Regions from separate parts of the Homo sapiens genome. Here region 1 is linked to region 2. A link is a loop called in an ENCODE intact Hi-C map of the cell type or tissue named here. Cell type or tissue: endothelial cell of umbilical vein. All regions are shown on one strand. Links, peaks and the distances in the headings refer to the core of each region. The heading gives the core; the rest is flanking DNA.

Evidence for each region. Peaks named below come from ENCODE experiments on the same cell type or tissue, not always from the same donor. Only the 100,000 strongest peaks of a DNase experiment are listed, where the experiment ranks them.
Region 1: a loop joins it to region 2, with 4 times the contacts of the local background. A loop is called at or near these places in 7 of 110 quality-filtered maps.

The regions. Positions count from the first base shown.
Region 1 is chr3:32,338,075-32,343,451 of GRCh38, reverse strand. All of the region lies in intron 1 of CMTM8 (CKLF like MARVEL transmembrane domain containing 8), which reads right to left. Among named protein-coding and RNA genes, the nearest start is that of CMTM7, 51 kb to the left of the region's middle. In endothelial cell of umbilical vein, for the core only: a CTCF peak has its summit at 3,155 (motif pointing right); no DNase peak of the experiment used is centred there.
Region 2 is chr3:32,396,254-32,401,630 of GRCh38, reverse strand. All of the region lies in intron 1 of CMTM7 (CKLF like MARVEL transmembrane domain containing 7), which reads right to left. Among named protein-coding and RNA genes, the nearest start is that of CMTM7, 7.1 kb to the right of the region's middle. RefSeq lists an enhancer at 1-650. In endothelial cell of umbilical vein, for the core only: a CTCF peak has its summit at 2,425 (motif pointing right); a DNase peak (open chromatin) is centred at 2,410; H3K27ac peaks cover 1,021 bases.

The DNA.
Region 1 (5,377 bases), core at 180-5,179, 58 kb after region 2:
GACACCCCAGCTGGTGACATGGGTCTTTGCAGGTCTTGACTTGACACATGAAGACTTTGCAGGTGGAAATCCACTTGCAAAGGAGGCCTGGCATCAGACAGCAGTCTCCAAGGATGGCACCTTTTCTTAAAGGCAAGACTTATCCCATAGTGGTTTGAAGGCCAGAGAATGTTAGTGTTGGATTGATTAACTCATTTCACAGATGAAGAGATGCTTACAAATGAAGAGAAGTCCAGGACACATTCAGAAGCAACCAGCCTAGGGTCATGGAGCTAGTCAGGGGTCAAAGCAGAACTAGCGTTCAGCGGCATCTTCCAATCTGGTGCTACTTTTATTTATCCCATAGTCTTCATTGTTTGATTCCCTGTTCCTTCCTTCTCCTTCCTCTCTCGCTGAGGTGACACTACCGCACATGGTAATAGCAGACTGAGAGGCAGAGTTTGCTTAGTGGGGAAAATCCTTACTGTGGAGTCAGTCTACCTGAATTCCATTAGCCCTTGGGCAAGTTACTAACCTGAGCTTCAGTTTCCTCAACTGTAAAATGGGGATACAGAGGCTTCCCTCCTAGGGTGTGGGAGGACAAAATGAGTTAATCAATGTATGCACAAGAGTGCTTGCGAGGTGCTGTGTCAATTATTACTACTATGCTAATATTATTGCCAGGGTTTACAATGGCTCTTAGGAGAAACAGCTCTCCTCTTTCTCAGGTAAAAAACCTACTTTTCTCTGTAACTGAAGCTTTTTACACTTGTGTGGAGCCAAGAAGTCTACTTCCAGCTCCCTGCATGTATGGACTGAGCTTGAGAGCTCTCTCATGAGTAATAATGCCAACACGATGTCAGGCTAAGTGAACTGTGAATGTGTAACCCTGAAGCTCTGTCTTCCCTGCCCTGTGTGGACACCTGAATGCCACACGGTCCACCTCAATACCATGGTTAGCATGCCCCTGTTCCTGTTTGGTTAAATGGTATAATCAAGGCCATCTGGCCTGGTAGGAAGAGCTGGGCTTTGAATTCTTACCACCTGTGTGACTAGGCAAATTGCTTTCATCTATTCAACCAATATTTATCGAGGACCTATGTACCCAAGCCCCTGGTAACAGTATAATATCTACTATGGAATAAGGAAACACTTCTTGTACCTTACCTCATTTGACCCACACAGCTAGCCCCCTAAAATAGGTTTTTGTTTTTTGGGTTTTTTTGAGATGGAGTCTCATTCTGTTGCCTACGCTGGACTGCAGTGGTGCGATCTTGGCTCACTGCAACCTCCGCCTCCTGGGTTCAAGCGATTCTCCTGCCTCAGCCTCCTGAGTAGCTGGGATTACAAGCGCATGCCACCACGCCCAGCTAATTTTTATGTTTTTAGTAGAGACGGGGTTTCCCCATGTTGGCCAGGCTGGTCTCAAACTCCTGACCTCAGGTGATCCGCCCACCTCAGCCTCCCAAAGTGCTGGGATTACAGGCGTGAGCCACCATGCCCAGCCTTAAAATAGGTTTTATCATGATGATTTTATAGATAGGAAAACCAAGGCACAGTGAGTTAAAAAACTTAGTCCAAGTTTATTTATTTTTTTTGAGACAGAGTCTTGCTCTGTCGCCCAGGCTAGAGTGCAGCGGCAACCTTGGCTCACTGCAACCTCCGACCCCTGGGTTCAAGTGATTCTTCTGCTTCAGCCTCCAGAGTAGCTGGGATCAAAAGCACATGACACCACACCTGGCTGATTTTTAAATTTTTATTAGAGAGGGGGTTTCGCCATGTTGGCCAGGCTGGTCTTGAACTCCTGACCTCAGGTGATCCACCTGCCTCGGCCTCCCAAAGTGCTGGGATTACAGGTGTGAGCCACCACACCTGGCCTCAAGTTTTTAAACTGTACTACACATCAACATCATGCCGTAAGTAATTTAACTCTTCTGTGCCTCAGTTTCTTCATCAATAAATAGAGATAATACATATTTTCTAAAATCCACATAAGACAATATACTCTACAAAGGATAGTTGCTATTGTGATTAATACCTTAAAAAAAAGAGCAGTTTGGCAGACCATAAGCCTGCCTTAGAGGAATAGGCTGGTGTTTGAGACAGAGAAGCTGGCTCCTGCCGTGTTCTTAGGGATAGGACATTACCTGGAATGCCACCAGCCAGTCCCTTCTCACGTGCAAGGTTCTGGGCATATGGAGATTCTAGTAAAGGCAACAGAAGCCTCTATGCAAATCCACTGTCACGTCTGCAAAACAAGATGCCCGGCAGCTGCCCACCACTGTTGGGCCACTAGGTAGTGCCATCTTCAGGCTGAACAGGGCTGATCACGACAAGGCCTTTTGAAGTGCTGGTCTTTCACATGGCATCTTGGTGAAGGACAAGTACATGGAAAACAGGATGGCAACTAATCCTATTTGCTCTGATGGCTTAAACATCTAAGTTAGAGAGCATGCTGCTCTTAATTCAATGAATTCCAAGAAATCTTGCAAGAAAGGTGATATATTACAGAGTTTGACACAGGAGCCATATTGAGTCAGTAAATAGGCTATGGGCACCTGCCACATGGTAGGCACAATACTGAGTGCCCAGGGTACAAAGGTGAATGAGGCTTGGGTCCCTGCACAGGAGGAATTCGCCATCTAGTGCAAGAGACAAACACAATTCAGTTCTTTCTTTTTCACCAGGGGTTGGCAAACTTTGGCCCAGGGCCACATGCGGCTCACTGTCTGTTTTGTATAGTCAATGAACACAGCCATGCTTATTCATGAATGTATTATCTATGGCTGTTTTCACACTACAACAGAATATGTGGCCTCCTGGCTACATAGCCTGAAATATTTACTATCTGGCCCTTTATAGAAAAAGTTTGCCAATTCCTGTTTACAACCACACACACTCTCTGCACTAGGAAATATACACACATGCACATATATGTGTACTGATGTTTTTGTTACCTGTTTTCCAAATCAGGTTATTAAATATATCAAGCCAGAGAAGATTATACAACGGAAGAGTATACCTCTTTCCTGGAGCATCAAGGAGTTACATTATCCTCAAGCTGACCTCTCCCTACATTTGCTTTCCAGAGTCACAGGGGCTCTTCAAGCCAGTCACCTCCACTCTCATCCCAGGTTCGGAGCCCTTCTGTTTAGCAAGCATGGCGACCATCTTCACTTATCCACTAGAGGGTATCCAAACACTGCTTATGAAGACTAAGGTGATACAACCGGACCCTGTTGAATGGCGAGAGATCAGAGTTTACTGTCTGGATGAGTTCCTACACTTACAACGCCTTGCACAGAGGTGGCAGGGCATGGAAGAATAAACTGGACTCTCACCCATTAGTACCAGACGTTGCCTGGAAACAGATCTGACAAGAAATGCAATCAGCTGGCTGAGATAAGGATGAATTAATACAAAGACTTGGAAGGGCAAATTTAATCCACAAATTCACAGCCTCCTCCTTCTACCCCTGCAAAGTTCTTTTTATTTATTTATTTATTTTTTGAGATGGAGTCTCACTCTGTCGCCCAGGCTGGAGTGCAGTGGTGCGATCTTGGCTGACTGCAAGCTCTGCCTCCCGGGTTCACGCCATTCTCCTGCCTCAGCCTCCCGAGTAGCTGGGACTACAGGCGCCAGCCACATCACCTGGCTAATTTTTTGTATTTTTAGTAGAGATGGGGTTTCTCTGTGTTAGCCAGGATGGTCTTGATCTCCTGACCTCATGATCCGCCCGCCTCGGCCTCCCAAAGTGCTGGGATTACAGGCATGAGCCACCGCGCCCGGCCTACCCCTGCAGAGTTCTTACTGAAGTATGTTTAATACTTTATAGGGGAACTGTGTGGAGCATCAACAAGCACAACCGAAGGGCTTCAGGCCTTGCTGCTTTCTCCAACAAGGCACTTGGCCTCTGGGCTAGAAAGATAGTTTTTAATTGGGAATGGAGAGCTGGCCCTTAGCAGAAGCATGTCTGGATTGCCTGGGAGGATTTCAAACCATGTGGTCGTCTTTCTGTTTTCAAACACAGCATGAAGATGGGCATCTCCTTCCGGTCCTCTCTGACCTTTTCTGAAGTCCAACTGTGTAAGATTCCTTTGGGTACTCTATTCCAGAACAGAACAAAACTTGAGGCCTAGATGTTGCTAGTAATTTGTGAATTACCTTATTCTTGCTTAGGACTTTAGTCTCACGTTCTACGATCAACTAAAGACCGGCACTGTGACAACACCACAGGACCCTGATTTTCCCAGCAGGCAATGGAATGGAAATTGACCTACTGGGCTGGCTTTAAGATATGCCCACAAATTCTTTGATGCTCTTCTTGAAGGTAAGCTGGACTTACTGACTTGCTTTTGATGAACAGAATGTGGCAGAAATTATGCTATGTGACTTGGGAGGCTGTGTCATAAAAAGGAGATAGCATCCATATTGTGAGGACACTCAAGCAGCCTTGCAGGGAGGTCAACATGGAACAGAAATGAAGTTTCCCACCAATAGCCAGCACCAACTTGCCAGCCACGTGAGTGAAGCTGATTCTCCAAGCTGAATCCTTGGAAGTGGATTCTTCAGCCCCAGTTAAACTTTAAGTGACTGCAGCTCTGGCAGACATCTGATGGAACCTTAGGAAAACACCTGAGCCAGAACTGCTCAGCCACGTTGATCCTGAATTCCTTATGTACAGACACCGTGAGTGATAACAAATGTCTTCTGCTGCTTTAGGCTATTACATTTAGGGGTAATTTGTTACACAGAATTAGATGACCAATATACAAAGTACCATCCAATTTTGCCTTATATACAATAGGTAGTGTGTTAGGTGCAAAGCCTGGGAGACCTGGGTTTGTCACTAATTTGCTGTGTGACCACAGACATAACTATTTTCCTGAGCCTTGGTTTGTACCTTCACAAGATGGGTACAGCACCACCTAGGTTGCTGCAGGGTCTTAAGGTGTTTTGTGATCGGCAAAGATAGAGGTAAAAGCAGTGATATCAGTCTCATGTTTTTTCTTCCAGAGAACATGATTTAATGCTTAGCAGAGTTGGTTTCTTAACAGTAGTGGCCCTAGGGTACTCAGTCAGTGAAAGAAAGGAATGGGAGGTGTCCCATGCCTGTAATTAGAACTACTGGGCTAAGGGTGCTGAGGAACCTCAAGAGCAGAGGTTGGCATGCTTTTACTGTAAAAGGCCAGGCCGGGCACGGTGGCTTACACCTGTAATCCCAGCACTTTAGGAGGCCGAGGCGGGCAGATCACAAGGTCAAGAGATCGAGACCATCCCAACCAACATGGTGAAACCCCGTCTCTGCTAAAAATACAAAAATTAGCTGGGCGTGGTGGCACACACCTGTAGTCCTAGCTACTCAGGAGGCTAAGGCAGGAGAATTATTTGAACCTGG
Region 2 (5,377 bases), core at 304-5,303:
GCTGTCCAGTGGCGCTGCACAGGAAGCGCCAGGGCTGGCAGGAAGACAGAAGGGCGGCCTTCGCTGCAACGGGAATTTAAATAAATACACCGGCCCACACAGGGAATCCCCTAGGATTCCAGGGTCCTGGCGTGCTTGCGGGGCCGGGGTCTCTAGGGCCCCTGCAGTGCCAGAAAACCTATGGGGCTCACACCGACCCCGAACCCCTCCTCTACCCACTTACGCCCTGGCTGCCTGCAGCCTGGAGGACTTTGGGCTGGTATTTCCATCCCTATCGCCTCACTCGGGCCAGTGATTCCCAGTCGGGCTGTAAGTGGTTATTTGAGGTGTCCTGGATGGGAATTCTTGCCGGTGATTACAAAAGCCTTAAGCTCTGCAGCCTGAATAGGTAAGGCCTTCCGCAAGAGTGGAACTTCCATTCTTCAAATATATGCAGATACTGTGGCCATCACTTAAATACAAGAGCATTTAAAAGCATTTTTGAATTTTCTAGTCTGTCTGTCACTGTTCCTTTTCTAAATCATCAGACACCAAAAATATGATTACAGCTTAAATACTATTACTATCACACTTGGCTCCTTGAAACTCTTGGATGATAAAGGGGCACTCATTAATTTCTAGATGTTAAAAAGTCTAGAGAATTGTTTTATGCCAGCCACCTAAGAAGGGCAAGAGACACTTCATTTCTCTCTCTGGAAAAGGTCAGTGCCAATTATCCTGAAGAAGTATTTACAGATTTGTACACCAGGATTCTCTACATGGAGGTTCATCACAGCCTCCTTTGTATGCAGGTAGAACTGGAAGCTCCCAGAGCCACAGTGTACCATGGTACACACAACCAGGGTACCTCCATGACTGGCTATGACAGCACTGTTAGAAACCAAACTGCAGACGAACAAAATGCACCACATACTAAACAAACAGCAAGAAAAGCATTTACAGCCAGGCATGGTGGGTCACACCTGTAATCCCAGCACTTTGGGAGGCCGAGGCAGGTGGATCACGAAGTCAGGAGATTAAGACCATCCTGGCTAACACGGTGAAACCCCGTCTCTACTAAAAATACAATAATTAGCTGGGCATGGTGGCACATATCTGTAGTCCCAGCTACTCGGGAGGCTAAGGCAGGGGAATCACTTGAACCCGGGAGGTGGAGGTTGCAGTGAGCCCGCGCCACTGCACTCCAGCCTGGGCAACAGAGTGAGACTCCACCTCAAAAAAAAAAAAAAAAGAAGAAGAAGAAAAAAAAAGAAAAGCATTTACAAAATATGTATAGAATCATCCTAGTTTTGTTTAAAGAAAAACACCACCAGCCGGGCAAGGTGGCTCCCGCCTGTAATCCTAGCACTTTGCGAGGCCAAGGCAGGTGGATCACCTGAGGTCAGGGGTTTGAGACCAGCCTGGCCAACATGGAGAAACCCCGTCTCTACTAAAAATACAAAAATTAGCCGGGTGTGGTGGCACATGGCTGTAATCCCAGCTACTTGGGAGGCTAAGGCAGGAAAATCGCTTGGTCCTGGGAGGCAGAGGTTGCAGTGAGCTGAAACCGCACCACTGCACTCCAACCTGGGCAACTGAGACTCTGTCTCAATTAAAAAAGAAAAACAAACCACCACCAAAATTATGTGTATCTACTATAAAATACTTTAGTTTTACTTTTTAATCTTGGGGAAGAGGGAGTGGGTGAGTCTATTTTCTTCTTGTGCTCCCCAAAGTTTCCACAATGAACAAGTATTACTTTTGTTAGGAATAAAGCCAATAACTTATTTTATTATATTTTATTTTTGCATTTGTTTGGTCACTGACAGTAGTTTCTTGTCAGGAATGGGCTGAGGTCAAAGAATCTTGGCAGTGAGGTTCTTTGCTGCTTTTTACTCTCCAACTTCCAGGAAGTAGGACATGGGTGTGCAGACTGCACTTGGGAACCAAACTAGACCCCCTCCTCGCCCTCCGCCATACACATCTAAAGCAGAACATAAAGGGATGGGCCCTTCTGGATGATGCTGGGCTATTCTGTGCTAACAGGTCTATTCACAGCTAGACCAGAGGCTGACATCCCCCACAGCTGAATTCCACTTGGCACCTAACCTGTGAATTCTCAAAGTGAAGCCTGGAATTGCCCAGGCCTCTTAGAGGGTCTCCAGGACCCGCTCTCCTGCCAAGAAACCTTAGTGTACTCCCCCCAGCACCCAGTCTGGGAAGGCTCCTTCAATCTTATTTCAGACAAAACATCCTTTTAGGATATAAAGTATTTTGCACTGTCAAAATTGCACTGTCAAAATTCCAGTTTGCATTACTATTCTGAAATGAATAAGATGTATATGTAATATAACCCTAATCCCTGTGACAACCAAAAAAAAAAAAAAACAAAAGGTTCCATAAAATTCCAAAATAACCCCTAGGGGGCGGTACAGCCCCTAGTTAAGAGTCACCTCATGAATGGTGAGTTGATATGATGCTTTGCTGATTTTTCTTAGACTAAGGACTATATATTCACCAAGATTTGGCAGACCCTGGAGTCTGGTCCCTGCATACCTCCAGTCTCATCCCCAATACTCCCACCCTGTTCTCTCCCCTCCAGCCCTAGAGATACTCCTCCCTCCACTAACAGCCAGGGTCCGTGCTCTTTCTTTTCTTTTTGGGGGGATGGGAGGACAGGGTCTTGTTCTGTCACCTAGGCTGTATGGAGTGCCGTGGCGATCACCACTCACTGCAGCCTAGACCTCCAAGAGATCCTCCCATCTCAACCTCCCGAGTAGCTGGGACTACAGGCACGTGCTACCACACCCATCTAATTTTTGTATTTTTTTGTAGAGACCGGGTTTCACCATGTTGCCCAGGATGGTCTCAAACTCCTGGGCTCAAGCCATCCGCCCGCCTCGGCCTCCCAAACTGCTGAGATTACAGGCATGAGCCACTGCGCCGGCCAACGCTCTTTCTTCTGCTTGTGATGCAATTTCCTCATGCTCACATCAGATGTCCCTTCCTCAGAAACACCCTTCCTAATCCCCAAAAGGTCACACTCCCTAGTATATGCTCTATACCACTGAGTACTTCTCCTTCATAATTTCGAACCTGTTTGTAATTACATATTCATAACCATTTTGATTAATGTTTATTTTCTCTATTTGAGTATAAAGAGGCAGGGGCTCATCTGTCTTCTTTCCACAGTTCCCTAGCACACAGTCGTGATCACCTACTAGTTAGCTGATCACAGTAGGTGATCAACAAATATTTGCCAAATAAATAAATGAACCTCCCAGAAGATATTTAGATTTCCATCATTGCCGCTTGTGAAATACATTCTGATTCTCTGTCCATGTTATGGTTATGTAAACGTCACAGTCTGTTTTTCTGCACAGGCAGAAAGAGTCTATCCTGTTAATAGCTGTATTTCACATAGCGTAAGATTAACAGCATAGCAGATGCTCAGTGGATAAGATGGCACCCATTTCTAAATGTCTGGGGTGGGAAGATTAAGATAATTACCCCAATTCTGGCTCATTTCTTGCTACATCTTTTTCCTTCCCAACCCTAACATACCACTTATCTCTAACTTAAACATATATTGAATAAAGGCACCAAAGGGGTAAATGAGCCACTCCCAACCTGAAAACTTACACTCATCTGTCAAGATGCAATTTAAATATCACCTTTGCCCTCTGATCCTCTTCCATAAGGTGGGCAACTATCAGAACGTTTACCTTCCTGAGCAGCCAATTTTGGTACTTGTTCATCCCCTCAGCTTGTCAGAGGCATCCTAACCAGAGTGACTCCATCTTGAATAAAGGCCGAGAGAAAGCCAAATCTGCTGGATTACATTCCCAGGGGGTTGGGCAGTCTTGGTCACATGATGTTTATGGTTGAGGGAATGAGTTAATAATTTTTTTTTTTTTTTGAGACAGAGTCTCACTTTGTTGCCAGGCTGGAGTGCAATGCTGCGATCTCGGCTCACCGCAACCTCTGCCTCCCGGGTTCAAGAGATTCCCCTGCCTCAGCCTCCCGAGTAGCTGGGACTACAGGCGTGTGCCACCACGCCTGGCTAATATTTTGTATTTTTAGTAGAGATGGGGTTTCACCATGTTAGCCAGGATGGTCTCGATCTCCTGACCTCGTGATCCGCCCACCTCAGCCTCCCAAAGTGCTGGGATTACAGGCGTGAGCCACCACACCCGGCCCGAGTTAATAATATTAACTAACTAAATAAAGACCCAGAACTTACGGAAATGTCCCAGTTCTTCAAGAAGAAAAAGTATTCTTAGTTTAAGAATAGGTTCTGCTTTTAAAATAATGGTACACTCATAAGTTCTTGCTAAAATCAATAATCACATAGGAAAGTAACAATATTAATAGCTTGTCACAAGCTGATCGCAAGCTTTTGTAATAAAGTACACTATTTTTAATAACCTATATAAGCAAGCATTGTATTTGCAATGGGTGCGTTCCTCCTCTTGCTTTCTGAAGAGTCTCTACTCTGTAATTGAGTGGCGTCTAGTAAACTACTTTGACTTCACTATACTCTACAACTTGCCCTGAAGTTTTTTCTGCACGAGATCCAAGAACTGTCTCTTGGGGTCTGGGACAAGACCCCTCTTCCCATGACAAGCTGAACCACAGATTACTTGAGGGCAAGAACTTTGTCACAGTCATCTGATTCTGCACAAATGGAGATGAATGTGGCAGTTATAAATGTCTGCTGAATGAACAAATAGATAGGACGTGTTGGTAGGGCCACAAGCCCCATCCTGGGGTCTCCTTAATCCCACAGCAAGGATATCTAGACCCCTTCAGACCCCAGGGCATCCCTTTCAGCTCAGACCCTTCAGGCACTCAGGGGATGCCTTTCAGCCCAGCTTTTGTGACTCCTGCAGGGGACACTCCTTCTTCTAGGAGTGGATGTGGTGGGAACACCACAGGGATTTCCTGAAGTGTAGCTGTAGCCTCCCCACACCCAGTGGCTGCATGCAGAGCACCTTGCCCCCTCACACTCATCCACAGGTCTACTTACATAATTACATACCAACCAGTTACTTATTTAAAGTATAAATCTCGGTGGTTTTTAATATATTCACAGAGTTGTGCAACATCACCATCACCAATTTTGTTGTTGTTGTTGTTGTTTTTGTGACGGAGTCTCGCTGTGTCACCCAGGTTAGAGTACAGTCACGCAATCTCAGCTCACTGCAACCTCTGCCTCCTGGATTCAAGCAATTCTCCTGCCTCAGCTTCCCCAGTAGCTGGGATTACAGGCACCTGCCACCACATCCAGCTAATTTTTGTATTTTTTAGTAGAGACAGGGCTTCACCATATTGGCCAGGCTGGTCTCGAACTCCTGACCTCAGGTGATCCACCCACCTCAGCCTCCCAAAGTGCTGG